Regions from separate parts of the Homo sapiens genome. Here regions 1 and 2 are each linked to region 3. Evidence: chromatin contacts called from ENCODE Hi-C data. All regions are on one chromosome and are shown on one strand. The core of a region is the stretch at or near the end of the contact, and the rest is flanking DNA. Distances in the headings are between cores, read along the strand shown. Region 1 holds the start of CPAP (centrosome assembly and centriole elongation protein). Region 2 holds the start of GTF3A (general transcription factor IIIA). Region 3 holds the start of CDK8 (cyclin dependent kinase 8).

Evidence for each region. A loop is a pair of places that touch in the nucleus more often than their neighbours do. Pooled maps may share reads with other maps.
Region 1: a map of CD8-positive, alpha-beta T cell shows a loop between it and region 3 (10-fold over the local background). The contact joins the promoter of CPAP here to the promoter of CDK8 in region 3. A Hi-C loop is called at or near these places in 3 of 168 maps with a recorded cell type or tissue (CD4-positive, alpha-beta T cell, CD8-positive, alpha-beta T cell and naive thymus-derived CD4-positive, alpha-beta T cell) and 14 of 50 pooled maps.
Region 2: a loop to region 3 is called in a map of CD8-positive, alpha-beta T cell, with 7 times the contacts of the local background. The contact joins the promoter of GTF3A here to the promoter of CDK8 in region 3. A Hi-C loop is called at or near these places in 3 of 168 maps with a recorded cell type or tissue (B cell, CD4-positive, alpha-beta memory T cell and CD8-positive, alpha-beta T cell) and 8 of 50 pooled maps.

What each region holds. Positions count from the first base shown.
Region 1 is chr13:24,921,483-24,924,300 of GRCh38, reverse strand. CPAP (centrosome assembly and centriole elongation protein) reads left to right here and starts at 1,440. Exons shown (of 17, transcript NM_018451.5): 1 at 1,440-1,540. RefSeq lists enhancers at 493-1,394, 1,395-2,296.
Region 2 is chr13:27,423,369-27,426,068 of GRCh38, reverse strand. It overlaps GTF3A (general transcription factor IIIA), which reads right to left and starts at 1,450. Exons shown (of 9, transcript NM_002097.3): 1 at 1,131-1,450. The coding sequence starts at 1,331. RefSeq lists an enhancer at 946-1,015 and silencers at 1,106-1,185, 1,286-1,345, 1,356-1,625.
Region 3 is chr13:26,252,813-26,255,589 of GRCh38, reverse strand. CDK8 (cyclin dependent kinase 8) reads right to left here and starts at 1,461. Exons shown (of 13, transcript NM_001260.3): 1 at 821-1,461. The coding sequence starts at 948. RefSeq lists a silencer at 857-1,456.

The sequences.
Region 1 (2,818 bases), core at 191-2,690, 1.3 Mb after region 3:
TTTAGGAAGAATGATGAGACTTTTGGGCATGCTTTCAAGCCAAAGGGCTATCATAAATGAAAAGGAAGATTGTTTGGGTCCTTGTCTGGCATCTTAAGTAGCTGTGTGATCTCGGAAGTCTCGGGCTTTAGCTTCCTCACCCACAGTGAAAATTAAAAAGAAAAATTGGGCCGGGCGCGGTGGCTCACGCCTGTAATTCCAGCACTTTGGGAGGCCGAGGCGGGCGGATCACGAGGTCAGAAGATCAAGACCATCCTGGCTAACACGGTGAAACCCCTTCTCTACTAAAAATAAAAATAAAAAAATTAGCCAGGCGTGGTGGCGGGCGCCTGTAATCCCAGCTACTCGGGAGGCTGAGGCAGGAGAATGGCGTGAACCCGGCAGGCAGAGCTTGCAGTGAGCGGAGATCGCGCCATTGTACTCCAGCCTGGGCAACAGAGCGAGACTCCATCTCAAAAAATAAAAATTAAAAAAAGAAAAGAAAAATTGAAAAAAGAAGCAAAACCGAAATCTTGATTTAGAGAAGTAGACTCTTTTTGAAGTAGAAAGCAAAACAAATTTTGGAGGACCAAATTTCTGTGAAATAGTTTTGTCTTTAGCAGTCGTTTGTTTCAGTTATAACGGTTATAAATGGCACTTCATTTGATTTCTTTAAACATTTTACTTGGCCTGCTGTTTAATCAGACATGGAAGCCAGGTATGTAGTACTGTGGTAACTCACGGTGCTGTAACTTCCTAGATTAAAGGGCCGTGGCAGTTAAAACGAAACAAAACAAAAAAATTTCTTGAATTCTGCACTGTCAGTATTCAAACTAGTTTCAGAATCTAATGGACACACTCTGCCAAACCACCGATTAGCCATTTGAGGAGAGATGAAAGATGCCTATTTTTGGAGTGAATTCTCATAGGGTTATTTTCGTCTTACGAAATGGTGTAGCGGACTGCCCTTTTTCTCCTTTACTAAGTCACCTCAGCCAAAGCGGAAAACAAAGAAAAAAACCAAACCAAACCAAAAAAACGACAAAATAGACCGTACGCAAATAGAAAAAAAAAAAACAAAACCCAAAACACCTCCTTTAAGCGTCGGTTGGGCTCTATGTTAGCTTTGACTCTCCGTGCTCCCTGCTTTGCTGGGAACACGGAGATCCATCGCTCCGTTAGGCGTTCCCTTTAGTTTTCTAAGTGTGGGAGCCTGGGGCGACGTCCACCACGGAAGGTCTCTCCCGGAAACGGTTTTCCGCCCCGCCACGCCGCCCGCCTACGTCGACCACTGGCCCGCTGCTGGTCGGAAGGCGGCGCGCAGTCCATCCCCCGCCGGGCAACGCCCGTCGCTGTGGCGTCACTGGGAGTTGTAGTTTCACTGGGCTCAGCGGTGCCTGCGCTTTAGCGCAGACGCGCGGGTGAGATCCTCACTTCCCACAGGACCTCGGGACGGGGGCGGGGCTCCGACAGAGGCGGCGATTGTGGCGGCCCATTTGTAAATGCTGCGGAGATTGAGGTGTCGGTTCGTGCTGCTGAGCTGCCCAGGCTTCACGGAGCGGTAATTTGTGGGCGAAAAGAGCGGAGGAGCTCTTTGTCCGCCGCCCTGCGCCGGAGATGGACGGCGGTGGGCGGGCAGGACTCTGCTCGGACCTCGGGGTTGGCTCGGCGGGGCGAGGAGGGAGCGGGGCGCCGGGACGCGCTCAGGCCCACGGGCGCGCTGAGGCCCACGGCAGTTCAGTGGCTTCGTTCATTCGCGCTGCTTTGTTCTTCGCAGAGCTGGGGAAGCCGGCCTCTCTGGGGTGTCTGTCTCTCTGACCTGGCTGTGGCGGAACTTGAGTTCCTGTGGGCAGCGCGGCAGCCGCAGTCCGCTGGAGCAGGGTGGTGAAGTAGCGTTGCTGGCTGTCCTAAGGGCCGGTCTTGCCCCAGCTTTGTCAAGGGCTTCTCTCTTGAAGCTTCGTGTGGATTCATGGCTTTCAAGAACGTGTTGTATTTTAGGGGACTGCTAAATCACTTCCCAGACCAACTAGTTACTTCTCACGGTCTAAGAGTGGCTTTGAATTTGCTGTTTGTATCCACTCTCCTCCCTCACCGTGCAGAGAATTTATCTTTTTTTCAATACTGCTTTAAAGAATGTTTACATAGCACTTTCTGGAGATTTCAAGGCTGTCAGTTTGTTACATTTTTTAAAAGTTTTATTGAGGTATAATTGCTATACAATAAAAATGGCACATGTTTAAATGCATTCCATTTGATGAGTTTGACATACACGTGCACCCGTGTCCTTCAGATTTTGATATCTGTAAAGTCTGAGTCCACATACTAATCCTATCTCGGCATATATATTATCAATGCTCCCTTTACCAAGACCTCAGTATCAATAATAAGTAGCAGGTTCTGGTGACGCTTTTTTTATACTTCATGCTGACATTAAATATATTTTTAGAATCGCGGTCATGAAATTGAAGGTATAGAAGGTGTGTTTGGTGGGGAGTTGGAGGAGGAGATGCAAAAGTCTGGCTGCTGCATCCCAAGACTGCTTGCACTTGTCAGTCTAGTAGGGAATTTTTCTAGTTTTCCATATTATGAAATGACCTTGTAGTTTGTCTCCCTTCTGAATTTGGATTTCGAAAGATTTTCTGCTAAGGTCATTGAAATTAAGCAAAGTTACGTGGTTGATTTTGAAAAAAAAAAAGTCATTACTTTTTTAGATTGGTTTCCTACTGAAAAACAATTTGCTTAGAAAAAGTTTTTACAAATTATTCAGGAATAACAGATATCCAGTAAAGTGCGCTAATCTTAAGTGTACAGCCTAAGTGTATCCACCCCCTGTATTAAC
Region 2 (2,700 bases), core at 201-2,700, 1.2 Mb before region 3:
AAGGATGTTATGAGTCATGCCGGTGGCTATGTAAGACCGCAAGAGGGAGCTGGGCGGGGTGGAACATGCAGAGGGCAGAAGAGGATCCAACGAAAAGGGCAGACGAGGAAGAGGAAAAGAACCAGAGAAGGTCTCAAGGAAGAAGCGGTCGGCCTTCCAGTGCTGGAGAGGTTAAGGAATGAGGCCCCGGAGGACACCTGGAGAAGGTGGCCCATAAATTAGAGGAGGTGCAAGGGGCAAAGGTATGGACTGCAGCCCAGTGGTTTAAGAAATTAAGGGCTTTAAGCTGAGGCAGTGTGAAGCCTAGCTCTGCCAAAAACTGGGAAGCTGGGCAGATTCCTTGACCTCCATGACCCTCGTTTTCCTCACTTGTGTGTGACATGGGCTGCCACGTCATATCATGGTATCTGACATTCTCCTGCCCTCAAAATAAAATCCAAACTCCTAATGGGCCTACTTCTCAGACCTCATATGGTGATCTCCGCACCCAAACACACCCACCTGCCTCCCACCCCAAGGGTCACAGGCTCCCTTTGTGTTCTCTCTACCTAGCACAAATGTCTGCATGGCTAGATCCTTCCTTCTTACACGGCTCACACAGAGAGGCCTTTCCTGACCACAACACTGCATGTCATTCCCACCTATCCTGTGGTCGGCTCGACCCAGGAACAAAGGTCCATGGCAGCAGAAACCTTGGGTTTGCCTGTTTTGCTCACTGCTCTCTCCAGTGTGGAGTTACGAAGAAATGAGCACATGCTGCTTTCACGACCCCTGGTACATGTAACCCATCTTCTGTACCAGCTCCAGGGGCCAGTGTTTGGCAGGTGTCTAGTAGCGGTGGGCCCCCTCAAACCTCACACTTATTTGCAGATTACGGGAGGCACTTGGCTGGCCGAGACTCACGATCAATGACTGCTTAGTAAATCCCGAGCCCCTGCCATGGATATCAAGGTCGCAGAACGAAGGTCCTACAACTTCCTGTCTACTTCCTCAGCTCCTTCCCCAAGTCCTGGATGTCAAAGCTGAACGCGCTGCACAGCGGGGCCTGCGGCCCTGGCCACGACTGCAGTGGCTACCCCGGGGCCACGCGCCATCCCTAGGCCCAGGGTTGGCAGCCTCGCCCCCCTCACCTCCCCCGTGTGCTTGCACAGGTGCGCGTCAAGCTTCCAGGCTTTGCTGTAATTGGCGCTGCAGTCAGGGAAGGAGCAGATGAACCTCCTGGGAAGCGCGGGGCGCGGCGGGGTCGGAGCTGAGCTCTCGCCGGCTGCAATGAACGCGTCGGCGATGGTCAAGGACGACACCGACTCGGCGACCACGGCCGGCGGATCCAGGGCGCCGGCGCCTCCAAGCCCAGGGCCAGGCGCGCTGCCACGTGCCGAGACACGTGCCGGGAACCGGCGCGCCCGGCCCACGGCTCCCTGCTGAACCTTCGCGCGACGCCGGCACACTTCCGGGAGCGCGCGCGGTCACCAGGCACCGCCCCGCGTCGGCGCCGCTGCTGCGCATGCTCCGGGAGATCGCGCATGCGCCAGGAGGCCCCGCCGCGGCTCGCGGCCCGTGCCCTGTCAGCCCTGGATGAGAGGCGGGGGTTTCTGCGTCCTCGGCAGAAGGCTGCTGCGTTTCACAGGCAACTCAAATCCCGAGGCACTGCTTAAATGGGGCTTGTTTCCCGTCCTCCAGTACACTCTGGAAAGCACTAGCCTTACATAATTTAAGTTAGCCTGTTGCCACATTACTAGTGTGACCTGTGTGGTTTCGTTTCTTTGCGTGCTTTACGTGCTTCTGCTGCAAGCCCCAGTTCAGAGGTTCCTAAGCTCAGATTCACGTGGAGAGCTTTACAAAATCCCGAAGCCTAGAGGATACTTGGACCACTTAAATCACAATTTCTGGGGGTAGGAAACAGGCATCAGTATTTTTGGAAACTTCCTAGGTGATTTCAATGCGCAGAAAAGTTTGGGAACCACTATCCTGGCACAGTAGTGCGCACCTGTAGTCCCAGGTACGCGGGCGAATCGCTTGAGCCCAGAGTGAGACCCCGAGCTCTAAAAGAATAAATACAGATGTCTCCCCATCCTACCCTTCCCCACCCCGGCAAACTGACCAGGTGGTTGGAAAAAAAAAAAAAAAAAAAGGAAAAGTTTGGGAACACTGCCCTAGAGCCTTGATGACCTACTTGAAACAAATCTCCAGGTGATTCAGTGCATATCAAAACCTGAGAAGCACTTTTGAGAGGCCTGAATGAATATGAGTATCTTAGTTTATGAGGACCACATGCCTAAAAAATGTCCTTGGATACAGATAACTGGCAGGATGACTTGGGGGATGTTCGCCAGATCCATATTTTTCACATCCTGCATTATTCCGAATCATTAAGCCCTTGTCGGAATGTGATGAACAGGTCCCTGCACAGCAGTGCAGTTCTGGAAACAAGCCAGGGCTTAACATCAGTGCTTATGAACTGAGTATTCCAGTTCATAAACACTCCTTTGCCTCAGTCTGCTCATCTTGAAAGTGGGAAAGTTGATAACGCCTGTGTCATCCTCCGTCTCAAGATAACGGGGCTGTGAGAGTGTCTATGCCTTGGGTCCACCTGTTGCTTTCTTCATTTGCCACTCTAGCCCCTGTCCATGGATGGGAGAATTCTACACTCATCCCTCCCACAACTCCGGAATTCTAAAATGGTTTCTCTTGCGCCAGTTC
Region 3 (2,777 bases), core at 212-2,711:
TGACAAAGAGAAAAAATGAACAATTCACTTGCCTGTTAAGAAACTAAATTGGAAGCATTACCAGTCATAGGTTTAATTAAGTTGTTACTAGGGAAGAATATTTAAAGCAAAGGGATTATTTAAAGTTCACTGCCAGCCGCTAAATTTGGGGGAAACCGCCTGAACGAGATAGTCCCTATGTCACTTGCCTTCTTCCCCACCACCCACCCTGCACCAAACCCCCATTGTTCTATGTAAAAATTCACAGCTAATAATATCTAAATAGCAATTGCAACATTTATGTTGCAGATGATCACTATGGGGAACTCTCTCCAGAACCACATTCACTCGCTGCCTTCCTTTCCTCAAATAAAATACAAATTTGATAAAAAATCGATCACAAACTGGTGGGGGAAAGGATCACAGCCTTCCTTCTAGACCGATGGATGACACTCCAGAGGCGGGTGAGGAAATCCCCAGAAGGTTACCATAATAAATCGACCAAGGAAAAAAAAAAACAAAAAACATTTAACCCGGCGTTTTAGAACGAATTTTTTCATGAATCAGCTTTGAAATCCTTGAAAAGTATACAGCCCACGGTGCAGAGGCTCATCTTGCCTCTTACCACCAGAGCAGAACACAGACGCGGCACGCAGGATTTCTCGTGGGTTTGGATCCCTCGTACACCACTTCCTCCCCAAACCTGGCTGGCGGAGCCAGAGGCCGGCGTCGAGGAAGTCAGAGCCCGGCACCCCGGCGGCCCGCTCTCCCTCCGGGCTACCTGCCTCGGCCTGCGGGAGCGCCGCCCAGCGCGGACACCGGCCCAGACACACACACTCACCCATCTTTCCTCTTGGCTTTGTAGACGTGACCATAAGTGCCTCGGCCAACTTTGCAGCCCTCGTATTCAAACAGGTCCTCGACCCGCTCCCGCTCGCTGCTCAGCTTCACTTTAAAGTCATAGTCCATTGTCACAGCCTCTGAGGCCGGAGAGCTGGGTCGGGGGGCCGGGGGGCAGGGGTGGGGACCGGGGAAGCACGGGCAGCCGCAGCCCCCGGGAACCCGCCCGCTCTACGCCCGCCGGCCGCAGCACCAGCCCGACTGATGCGGCAAGAGCAGGAGGAGGCCCCGCGAAAGCGCCAGGGACATCCAGGGGGACGGCGGGGCAGAGGCCGGCCGGGGGTGGAGGAACGGGGAGGATCCCCCGGCGAAGGAGAGCCGAGGGACGAGGGCTGGGGGTGGGGAGCGGTGTCTCTGCCCTTGTCCCCGCGGGCTCCCTGGGCGCCGGCTCCGCCGCTCTCTCCGGCCGCGCGTTCTGCTCCTGCTGCGGCGGGAGCGGCGGGGCGGCCAGGCGGGCTCTCGTCCTCTCACACGCGCACTCACGCCTCACGCTCTCACACACACGCTCACACTCACTCACTCACTCACTCTCCCATACACTCAAACAGAAGGGCAGAGCCGCACAACAGCCGGTACCTCCTCAAAGAGAGGAGGAGGGAGGGCACTCGCGGAACACGGCCGCGGCTGTCGCAAAAACGTCGCGAAGCCTCGGGCTGCCTCCGGGCCACACTCTAGCCCGCTCCCGCGGTGGCTGGCCGCCCCTGCTGGCGCTGGCACCCTGAGGACCGTGTGGAGGGAGCAGGGGAGCCACTGCCCAAAGCTGCCGCCAAATGCACCACGTGGAACCAGCCCCAGCGGTGGCCGGGCCCCAGACTACAATACCCAGAATGCACAGGCCGCCGCCGCTGCCGCCCCTTCTACGACTCCGCCCCACACGGTGGGAATATGGGAGCGTTGCATGATGGGACTCGTAGTCTAGGGTGAAATTCGTTTCAATCATTTGGGGAAAATTTATTTTTATTTTTACAGCGATCTAACTAGAGTCTGATTTCAGCCACAAACTTGATCAAAGAGGTGCACGTGGGAAGGAGAGTCGTTTGCATTAGAAACACATTTTGTGCCACTCTGAACTCCAGATTTTAAAGGCCACTATCATCGATAAAAGCCGGTATGATATTTGTAAACAGCTCGCGGGCCAGCAGTTGGGGTACTCTTGGTGTTCACAATCTGATAAGGGCTGCACAATGATGTCAACATACTGACATTACAAGCACCAATAAAAGTGAATCAATGACCAGTGTCCAAGCTACTCCTAAACATTGTTACTCTTGTGACAGATGACCATCCAAACCTTTCCTATCCATATACAGGAAGTATTGAGTACAGTACAGCCTTCTGCGATACTACCTATAAGAACACCAGTTTCTAGCTATGATTACAGAAAGGATCTAAATCCATGGGAACTAGTTTGTTAATAATCTTAAGGTAGCAATATGTCCTGCTTCAGGAGTCCTGGTATCTTGATACTAATCTATCATTTTATCTTACCCCCCTTGTCTATTTTTAATTTTTGGTTTTCCAATTGTTACCATTTCCACTAAAGCTCCCCACTTCCCAAAGGGAATATGAACTTTGCAGTTTTAATGTGAACTTTTTAACACTTTTTTTCCCACCTTTCCTGTGATATTTATCAAATTCCTTTCATCTTTTATTTCCTCTACCTTGCTAGATCCTAAGTTGTTATAGGAAGTCATATTTGCATCTTCTGTAAAACCTAGTGTCATGCCTTGATAATGATGCACAGTAAACACTTGTTAAATTAATGAATGAATAAACATGTTTATCTCAAAAAGATCCATATACCAATGATGATGATGATGATATCATCTTGTGAAAAAGCCTCCAAAGGGCTTTCTCTTATATAATTTTCCTTGGAGAAAATTAGTGACTTCACCACT